Regions from separate parts of the Homo sapiens genome. Here region 2 is linked to region 1. Evidence: read pairs that join two places in POLR2A ChIA-PET (ENCODE). Cell type or tissue: IMR-90. All regions are shown on one strand. Links, peaks and the distances in the headings refer to the core of each region. The heading gives the core; the rest is flanking DNA. Region 1 has its middle 250 kb from the start of KCNMA1-AS1. Region 2 overlaps KCNMA1 (potassium calcium-activated channel subfamily M alpha 1).

Region 1 (5,383 bases), core at 161-5,160:
TTGTTGAACAGTCTAGGGTGAAGATGGGAGGACGAAGGGAAAATTATTTAAATGAAATTTAAATTGCTTTGTTTCTTTATTCCTCTGAAGGTTGCCTTTGTTATTACATTGCAATATTTTATCATCAACGTTTCTGAAACACCCTGGGTTTCTTGGTATTTCCACCCTTGTTCAAGGGGAGGAAAAGTGGTTCTTTTGAGAGTGGTGCCCTGTAGTCTGGGCAGCTGGAACCCAATAATCAGCTGATTGTTAGGGCCAGTTTTGGAGAAGAGTTTTCTGGAACAGAAGAAATATGGAGAGGGGCAAACAGCACCTCTAGGACCCAGGACATCTGTGTTTTAGGCCTATCTTTGACACTATCAATCACAAATCAACAAATCTGGGCTTCAGAATTCTCACTGGCAAAGGGAGAGGATTAGACTCAATGATCTTTCAGAACCTGTCTAGTGCTAAAGCTCTGTTATTCTATTACAAATGACCAGTGTGAATAACAGAGTTCCAGTATCATGGGTTTTGCTGCTAGAAGAGTTTGGCTAAACTACAAACTTTGTCTATTAGCTATGAAGTTTGGCTAAACTACGAAGTTTGGCTAAACTACGAAGTTTGGCTACATTCAAGAATGACTTGAATGTAGGAGCACATTCCCCAACCCTAGAAAATTTAACATCTAGAATTAATGAGTGAATGAATGACCACTGGGCAGTCTTCCATTCTTTATGGATTTGATCTAGTTCAACTGCAGCATTCCCGGTGAGGGAAAATTTTTCTTATTTCAAATAAAATATTGTGTCCAGGTAGAGTGGCTTACACCTGTAATCCCAGCACTTTGGGAGGCCAATGCAGAAGCCTCTCTTGAGTCCAGGAGTTTGAGACCAGCCTTCACAACATAGTGATGTCCCATCTCTACAAAAAAGATGAAAGCTAGCCAGGGCTGGTGGCAAGTACCTGTAGTCCCAGCTACTTCAGAGGCTGAGGTGGGAGGATTGCTTGAGCCCAGGAGTTCCAGACAAGGCTGAGCAACATAATGAGACATCATCTCTACAAGAAAATAAAAAATCAGGTGGGCTTAGTGCCATGCAGCTGTAGTTCCAGCTACTTGGGAGGCTAAGGCAGGAGGATCACTTGAGCCAGGGAGGTCAAGTTTGTAAGTGAGCTATGATCATGCCACTGCACTCCAACCTGGGTGACAGAGAGAGATCCTGTCTCTTATTTAAAAAAGTATGTGTGTGTGTGTGTATATATATATATATATATATGTATGTGTGTGTATATATATACACACATATATATATACATATATACACATATATACATATATACGTACATATATACATATATATACATATATACATATATACGTATATATACATATATACATATATATGTATATATACATATATACATACATACATATATACATACATATGTACATATATACATATATACGTATATATGTGTATATATAACATAAATATCTGTTATTATATATTTTTATTTATATATTTCATAATATATAAATATATATTATAATTATATATAACATATTATAAAATATAATTTTAGCCTTCTCCTCTACGCTGATGTAAATCTCTGGATTCATTTCCAGTATTTGCTTTCTTTGAAGAAAACTGCCTTATGTTTAGTTTCTGGTTAAGATATTTCCACTGCTTGTTAAGCCACCTTCCCTGACGCTTGCCTAATATAGACTATTCTCTTAATGTACAACATGTGGGAAAGAGGGGTCATGCTGCTTCCAGGAGATGTGCATGTGGTTCTGGAGTATTAAACTCTCTGCTCAGCAGATATCAAAGGCAGTAATTTAAGGAACAAAACACCTACTTTCTTCCGCAGTCATAAAGAGTTGAAGTAGGCCCAGTCACTTAAATCCAAGTTGATGAACTTAGACATCACATGTGTTACCTGTAAGGTGGGAAGTCCAGCTGGTAATGGCCTGTGTCAACAACAAGGAAGGGAGGGGATGGATCGGGGGAGTGACTGGGAAGACTCCTTGGAAAATATCAGTTGATCATGGAGTTCTAAAACTATGACTGATGCAATTCTAAAGGCCTAAAGAAATTTCTCTGGGTTTGAAAGTAAGTGATAGCTGGTGACAGGGGACATTAGTGACCTCTTTGGAGAACTTTAGGGAAAGAGCATAGTTTAGGAATAGAAAACAAAAAGTCCAACTCTTAAACATTCTGACCTTTGTTTCTGACCCCAGAGTTGCAACATGTTTCGGGCATCCAGCAGGCTTTCTGTTCTTGCAAAGCCCATTTTTCTCCTCCAACAAACATCATTTCTTTTGCCGCTGGCAGATCAAGTCCCTCCTCAAACATGAAGATTGGCCAGCTGCTCTCAGCAATCTCTTTGCCATTTATTCACAAAACTTACAAAACTGGTGCACATTTGGTGAAGACACCAGTCCCTGTGCTAGGCACATTACATTTGTCATCTCAATGGACCCTCTCAGCAGCCTCAAGACCTGGTACCTTATTGTTGTTTTAATAAGAAAACTTGGGCTTAAGTAGGTTAAGTCAACTTGTACAGTGGATCTGGGATTCAAACTCATGCACACTAAATCTTGGCCTGTGACTTAAACACATTTCACTGTGATACTGCATTACCTCTACACTAATAATTAGAACTGGCTCTTTAGAAATTAATTACCCACTCATTGCTTTTAACATAGTTTTTATTTTCTACATCACTGTAATGCTAGTTAAATCTCTTCTGCTAACCTGGCTCCAAGCTTCTAATTAGAAGGCTCATGTCTCTTCCTTCTTCACCATCTCCCTTCCCTGGCATCCCCGGCCTGCAACCACATTACAATGACGCTAGCATAGTGGGTCCTTCCAAGTCCATTCTTCCTTTGGAGCCCTGTCTAATTGCTCATCTAAAACAAATTTCCTTCAGAATTGCACTTCTGTCTGCATCCTTCTCTCCGCCGAGCCGCAAGGAGCCCAGGAGGCAATGCGAAGCAATTATTCCCTGTGTATATACAGACACTCAGTGCAGCTGGGCTGCAAATCCAGTTTATTATCTTAAGAAGAGGATCTGGTTTAGCCTAAGTTTACATCTCATCTGCCTCCCATTCATTAGATGGGCTCCAGGGCTCGGCTTACATTGCATAAACTCAGCTGGTATGTATACAATGCCAGCAATATGGAGGAGGCTAACATGTGTTGAATACATCTACTGTGTCTTAGGTCTCTGAAGGTCACTCACTAAAGTAATAGATGGTGCTAGTGTTAGTGGCTGAAGGTCAAGTCATCTTGCTTTTCATAATGCATAAACCTGAAACTCACTCAGACACCAATCATATGACCTAAACCTTGGAACAAATATTTTACTAAGTAAATCAGTGAGCATGCTGGCATTTCTATTAACCTTCAATGCACTGCTGACAGAAAATGAATAATGATAAATAATAACTCAAGCCTGTAAATCATGCTTAGCATCAGAAGCAAAAAAAAAAAAAAAAAAAAAAGCTTGTGTGTGATACCATCTGTTAGGGGGAGAACAGCAGGGACTTGAGGGGAGAGGTGAGAGAAGGGAGAGTGAATGCTGTTGGCTGGGGTAAGCACTTTTGGATTCAATAAACTGACCAAGAAAGGGTAAGTCACTTCTGGACAGGATTGATGGTGTGAGGAAAATCCCTTTTCCTCCTGTCTTCTGTTTGATGGGCATTAGCTTCTGACTTTCATCTTCCTCTCTTGCATGTTTCCTCTTTTTCCTCATCTTCTGCCCCATTAAATCTGTTTCCACTCTATCCACTGGGTTTCTGGGTCATTTGGAAAGGAGTCCCCTAACTAAGCCAAACCCTCTTGGGGGCATTCTTCTCCTCTCCCCACCTCCTACTTGAAGCATTTGGTTCTTATTCCCCCAGTGATGGAGGTAGGAGCTGGATCACTGCCCTGGAGTTGCCACCCTTCCTCAAAAACACCTCTGCAAGGACCCAGGCAGAGGGACCTCCAGCACATTCTAGAATAATGCATTTGGATTCCAAACAGGATAACAAAACAGAAATGACTCCCGGGTGTATAAGGTGTGAGGGATAGTGAAGTCTTGAAGCGAAGTTTCCCCTTAGAAGGAAACTCTCAGTGCCCTTGGGTGGGGGAAGTTCTAGAAGTTGATGCTTGACATTTAGGAGTATCTCCTTCTGGGGTGGGAGCCTGCATTTCCATTTTTATTCATCTCGTTCCTCATCCCTTCATTGGGGCCAAGTTGGCATTGCCTTCAGATGCATTCTAATCAAGAAACAGACAAATATATGTTTTATGATCAAATTTCTTGGAATAAAAATTCATCTATATGATTTTTTTGTTGTTGATTCTATGAGCCTGCCAAGTGTCAGGGCAGCCCTGGTCTAGATTCATTGGAAAGTCTGACTGGAGGTCACACTGACCCTTTCTCTTTTCCAGACGACCCAGACAGCAGGCTGCTCAAGGGGAAGCCAGGGCTGTCAACCAGGCTTTCCATCTCAGAACCCTGTATCTGTTTCTCCACAAGAAGTGGGGACCAGCCATCCCTGTAAAGGTGCCAGCTCACTGGCTGAAGGGAATATTATTGATTATAATGTGGAGCCCTAAGGGCTCTGTCCATGCAGGCTATTTTGTGAGTTAAATTATTCTTCTGCTTGGGAATGATGCAACCAAAGAGAGAATGCGTTTCTTTTGTGGTCTGTGACATGAACCTTCTTTGAATGCCAGTACTTCAAAGTCATTCTGCCCTCTTCAAGATCAGAGTGATGTTGATAAACCAGACAGTGGAATGAAAGAAAAGTAGTTGGAGAAGCTCAAAGAAAATTTGGCTTTTGCCTTTTCTTTATTTGCTGTTGGATCCATTTCCCCATTTGGATTTGGGGCCTCAGAAAAGAATTAGTAAGAAAATGAAGCTGAAGAGCCCTGAGTTTACAGTGGGAAGCTTATTGCAAGGCCACTCCTAAGCTGAGTAACCCTGGGCAAATTGAATCTCCCTCTTGACCTCAGTTTCCCCTTTCATAAAGTTGTCTGACATTGTGACTATGTGTGGTGGACTTCCTCCCCATTGGCTTTCCCCCATCCCTCTCTCCCTATTTCTTTACCTTCCCCACTTTTTTAATTAGAGGGGAAAGTAGATGAAAAAATAAAATGAAAGGAAAAGCAGAAAATTAGCATTTTCTCAGCTGCACATTTCAGTTATTAATATTGCAATTTGAGGTAATGAAATTCACAAAATGCAAAAGGTTTAAGGTTTGCCTGGTGGGGTGAACTCAGCCACATGGTATATGGCTTGAATTTCAAGGTGAGGTTCATTATGCAGAATGCACAATGTGGGCAAGCTAACAACATCATAAACCCTTCACTTTTGCATTTCTTGACTTTAATGTTGCATTACTGTAGGT
Region 2 (5,383 bases), core at 183-5,182, 460 kb after region 1:
GTTCTGAGTGAGAAGGAGAGTCCAAATTCTGATATAAGGAAAGACACAGAGTTTAAAAATAACCCAATAATCAGGAAGCAGGGAAGATACGCAGGATGCCATCTCCCGATAAGTCAAGCAAGCACTGCTCAGGCAGGTTGGGGTCTGAGCGAGCAATCAGTTTTTAAGACTTCCTCTAGTGGAGGTAGAACTGAAGACCTATGTTTGCAAGTGGGGCTTGCATAACCTGGATTTTAAAAGCAAGAGTGTTAGCTCCCCCAGCTTAGTGGGTAATGCAAGCTGGGTCAAGGTCATTGAACAAGCGTTAGTTAGCATCTCCTCCTCTGAGGTGTCGCTTCCTTGGACTACTTTATCCAGTGTAACTAATCCCTGTTTTTCTCAGTTGCAGAATCTTAGTCTTTTCTGGTTTTGCAGCACACATTAAAAATGTGTAATTGGCATTTGCTTTAGTTGTACCCTTGCTCAGTGCTTGCAACCTCCTTGAGACTGTAAACTCCAGGAGGACAGGTTCCGAGGGTAGTTTGTTCGCCAATGAACCCTGAGCACCCAACAAAACCCAGCATCATGCCTGATGCATAACACAGAGAATGCCTGCCTGCCGAGTGAGTGAATGAACCGATGGAGAGGGGCCACAGGAATGGACAGTGAGGCAGGTCACTAACTGTGCTGGGCTGTTTTTAGTTCTTGAATTTTGTTCTCAACTATTGAATACTCAATTATTTCTTCTAAAGTATGGAATCCTCTTTAAAATATGAGCATTTACAATAAAGAAGATAATTAAGTACTCTAGTTTCATATTTAAATAGAAAAGCATGACAAACTGTCCCCATCTCTCTGAATGTAAGGCTCTTTCCAATGTGGAGACCACATCCGAGGTTGAAGGCAGACAGCCCTAACTCCCTCCAGCGGGATACAGGCTCCTGAGGGTGAATATTCCAAGTCAAAGCTATGAAACAAACACACAGAATGCACCCTGCAGAACTGGTCACGTGGGGCTCTACTGTGCCTTTCACTGATAAGGAAGAAACCACCTCCAGATACTGCTCTGTGCTGTGCGGCAGACTAACTAAGGAGTGAAAGGGAACAGGTGGTTCCATCTGCAAGGGTATAGAAGGCTCTGCAGGTGAGATCTGCCCAGCAGGGAAGTCCAAGTTTAGCAGATCACTACAATTCTCCATGGAACTACCTTTAAAGGATGGAGCCAGGAAGGGGAAGAAAATGTTGAAATCCACAAAAAAGGCACAATTCTCACTTTAGGTGTGGTTCATCTGTCTGTCCTTGAGAGCCTTTCATTGCTAGAAGTGTTCAAGAGGGAATTAGAATTCTAGTCTAACCAAATGGGAAAAATAAAGGAAGGAATGGTTTTGTCCCCTCTCCATCTTTTTCCCCTCAATCCTGGGGCCAGGACCCTTAGGGGTAGTGGGTGGGCAGGAGGGGAGAGGAGACAGCCCCAAAGTGAAGCTCATGCCTTTCTCTTCCTCTCCATCATGAGCACGGTACTCTGGCTCCCCTTATACGGAAAGGTGGAGGAAGATACAAACAATAGGAGATCACTGAGTTTAGAGCAGAATGGAGTCTCAAGAGATGACATGGAGAGGCAGCAGGACGCAGGGAAGCAGGCTGTCCAGGTTCAAACCCCAGCCCAACTCTTTACTAGCTGCGTGATGTCAGGCAAGTTACTTAACCTCCCTGTTCCTCAGTTTCTTCACTCATTCCAAATGGAGATGATGGTAATACCTTTCTCACAGGATCAATGTGAGGATTCTGAAATATGCAAATATTTGTAGGTATTACTATTGCCAGAGAAGGCAGTCCTGGGGCTTTAGGCTGCACTGATTCACATTCTCATTTCAGGAAGTGTGTGGCACTCCTGTCTCTATAGGCAAATGTTCCAAGAGAAGCCACAGCATTTAAGTTTCACAGGCAGCTTTCTTGAATTGGAGCAAGAGACGGGTTAGTCCATGACAACTATTCCCCAAACCAGAATGGCGGCTCAGCAGCTTCATCCTGAGGACCTTCCTTCAAGTTAATTACACTCACTTTCCTCTCCCACCTTGGCTACATCTAGTCTTTCATGACTCATTCCCCTCTCGTGTGCCCTGTCAGCATTTGGCTACCAGGAATCAGTAGAATAATCCAAACCCATCCCATTCTCTCTGTCCCAAACACCTGGGCCTAGGATTGCCTCAAACTTGAGTCACTCAAGTCCCAACATGGGAAACACAAGGTCTGGGTGGCTCCCGGCTGGACTCCCTCTAACAAGGGGGTTACAGCAGATGGATTCCTCTCTGTGACTGATTATTTTCCATGGCCCTTGGCCATGTGACCTTGGACCACGATCTTGTCAGTTCTCATAAACTAACCAGGAGTGGAATGAATCACACTCAGGGAGGAGACCTCTGGGGGAAACTGCAAGGGGCTGTGAGAGGGAGGAGAGAGCTGGGGATCCCAAAGGCCATGGGAGCGTCACCAGCCCTCAGGCCTTCCCTGTCTCTAAGCAGCTTTGACCTTACACAAAGGAAAGGAGGAGGAGGCAGTGGCCTTGGGAGGCAGGCTGGGCTGCAGGAGGGCTCCCTTATGAATAAGATTTAGGGTATCAGCCCAAGAGCCCAGAGAGCTCTAATCCCTCCAACTCAGAGAGATTACCTGCCTCAGCTACTCACTGAACCCTTGGTTGTGGACACCCAAACCCCTATTCTTAGATGCTCCAATCCATCATAACATACATGAAATAGCCAACACACACGCACATGTGCACAATTACCCATACCTACTGCAGGGACTGGGTATCCTTCAGGAGGTGATGAAAATGTTGGGTAAGGCACTCTAGGCCCTTGAAATAGTGTTGATGGTGAAGAGGCTTTGAGAATGCTACTTGAAATGTTTATATTATGCCAAACACATTGATTAAAACTGAAAATGAAATGCCAATGAAATCTTCATATTCTCAAATATCCTGAATTTGGGTGTTGTACAAACAAAACCCTGATCTTCTCTGCCTAAATTTTGTACTTTAAATAATCTTTGAATTTCAAAGTTTTATGTCTCTGTAGCTTTAGATCATGAGTTACCTTGAGTTCTCTGACAAGTTAATATATTGTTAGAGAAATCATTTCTGAATAAAATATGCACAAGTAAACAAATCCCTTAACTATGTATACATTCTAATTTCTTTCTGGGCATTTATTTGATTGGGTCCTGGGGAGCAGAGAACATGTATGTGTGTGTCCATGGGCAGAGCACATGGACTTATGCATACACAAAAACTCAGAGCACAGCACACTGTTTTAAGAGTCTGAACTTTATCTTTCAACAAAGTTTAGCTGCTTTCCTTTTGCAAATGCATTTAATTTTATCTGGAAACTTTTTGACGTTAGAAATAGAACAACTGTAGTTTCTCATTATGTTTGCTGCCAGAATCCATGCTTGGTTGCTCAACTAAAGACCTTATATTGCTAATTACTACCACATGCCCATATCCCAAGCGAAAGAAAACTTATTGATTCTGACAGCCCATTCTCTCAACACTGAATTCCAAATGAAAACTCAAAATTTGGCCAAACATAACATTTCATCAATCTTGTTTTACTGACTGGAAAAACAACATCAAACAAAGGGTGCTAATGGCCCTTTATTACCGTGCCTTTCCCAAGCTTATATTTTCTGATGAAAGATCTAAGTGACCAAAGGCCTTCTTTAAACTACTTAGTAATTAGCTTTTGAACCAGGAAACAATGCATAAAGTAGTGAACAGGCCCGGTGCTGATGACAGGACGGACTCTGTGTCTGCAGGGTCAGGAACAGTGGGGACCCAAAAAGAACATTAAAAGCAAAGTGCATTTTCATAAACGGAGAAGAAAAAAAAGAGAAAGAGAGAGAGAGAGAGAAAACCAGGCTAAAAGCGGTGATAAAAGATTACAGAGCCAGAACAGAGTGGCAGGAAGTCTGTGATCTGAAGTCATCAGCACCTGAAAGTTTGAGTGGAACTGCCAGGGTGAAAGATGACCGGATCGGACTGGGGGCAGTGAGTGAGTGCCGGGCTGAGAGCCCCATCTGGGTCAGCTGGCACCGAAAGCTGCCGGCCTCCAGCCCACCCACCAGCTCACCCACATTTGACTAGGAAAATTATTTCATTAAAAAAAAAAAATCACCTGGAATGAAAGTCAAGAAATATTTTCAACTTAGCCTTCAGGGCAATTGATTTTATTGACTTCTTGGGGCAGTGATTGGGAAATGCTGGCGGAGACGTCAGAAGATAGGGAGGCCATAAAGAGAGCCCCAGGCCCTCAGAATGCCTTCTGCTTTATGGAGACCTGTCCACACCTTCAAGGCAAAATGAATTGAGATGCTGTTTTCCTCTTGGCATGGGATACATGACCACTGGGAATCTTTGGACTTACTTGGCCTTTTGGATCCAACCAATGGCCCAGAAATCAGAACAGCTTGGTTCTAACCTCATCCAGGGCTGTTAAGATAATATTGAGGGGAGGGCTCCATTAGAGGGAAGATGGAGGGATGTGCTGCCTCCCGGAAAAGACGCCAACTGGCCTCCTCTGGCCCACTGTCCTTTGTGCCTTTGAAAGGAAACGGGTGTCCTGTGGGTAGTTCAAGAAAATGAGCCCTTTTGTCCACCTCCTCATTTCCTGTGCAGAGGCCTGGACACCTGAGCTCAGGAAGCACTGGACTCACTGACCAAAGGGGAGGGTCCACTCTGTCCCACACGGCTGACTGTCAAAAAGAGAAGGCAGCAGTGGAGGGAAATACAATGCTCCCAGTCTGATTTTATTTCCTCTTAAAAAAACAAAAGAAGCTCTTTAAGAGTTCATTTGAAACAGAACGAGAAGGGAAAACAAAACAAAACAAAACAGTTCCATGATAGGAACGTCCATGACTGGGAAGAGGCATGAGTGATGAAAGTTTTCTGTGTCCTGATCCGGATGGTAGGATGATAGTGACTGGGTGTGTACATAGGTACAAGTTCCTCACTTTATATGTTAAAGATGTGTACATTTAACTCTATGTAAGTTATACCTCAAAACCAAAAACAAACAAAGGTGACTACTCCAGAAAAAGCTTTAAAAAAATAAATAAAGGATGGCTGCTGCCAGCCCCCTCTCCCCCATGGCATTCTCCTCTTGAGGTTGTAAGGTACTGCCCTCTACTTAGGAAAAAACCTTGGGGTCTCTATTGAACCTGCACATTGATATCGAGAGTGATAAAGTGATCTGAGCACACACTAAAATAGTTCCCGAGAAGAAAGCATTCACATTTGGGAAGCCAAACAAAAGATTTGGCAGGAATAGCATGTAGTACCCTAAACTACCAGAAATATACTATTTCTTGCCCGGAAGGAATTTCAGCTGAGTAATGAGTCCCTTTGAGG

What was found. ChIA-PET counts read pairs that join two places held together with the same protein. Peaks named below come from ENCODE experiments on the same cell type or tissue, not always from the same donor. Only the 100,000 strongest peaks of a DNase experiment are listed, where the experiment ranks them.
Region 2: POLR2A ChIA-PET joins it to region 1 with 7 read pairs; 1 of 35 experiments calls an interaction of 5 or more read pairs at or near these places.

The regions. Positions count from the first base shown.
Region 1 is chr10:76,637,885-76,643,267 of GRCh38, forward strand. No RefSeq gene overlaps it. Among named protein-coding and RNA genes, the nearest start is that of KCNMA1-AS1, 250 kb to the right of the region's middle. In IMR-90, for the core only: no CTCF peak of the experiment used is centred there; a DNase peak (open chromatin) is centred at 3,097; H3K27ac peaks cover 893 bases.
Region 2 is chr10:77,102,404-77,107,786 of GRCh38, forward strand. The region is part of intron 9 of KCNMA1 (potassium calcium-activated channel subfamily M alpha 1); the gene reads right to left. Among named protein-coding and RNA genes, the nearest start is that of KCNMA1-AS2, 36 kb to the right of the region's middle. In IMR-90, for the core only: no CTCF peak of the experiment used is centred there; a DNase peak (open chromatin) is centred at 2,268; H3K27ac peaks cover 1,269 bases.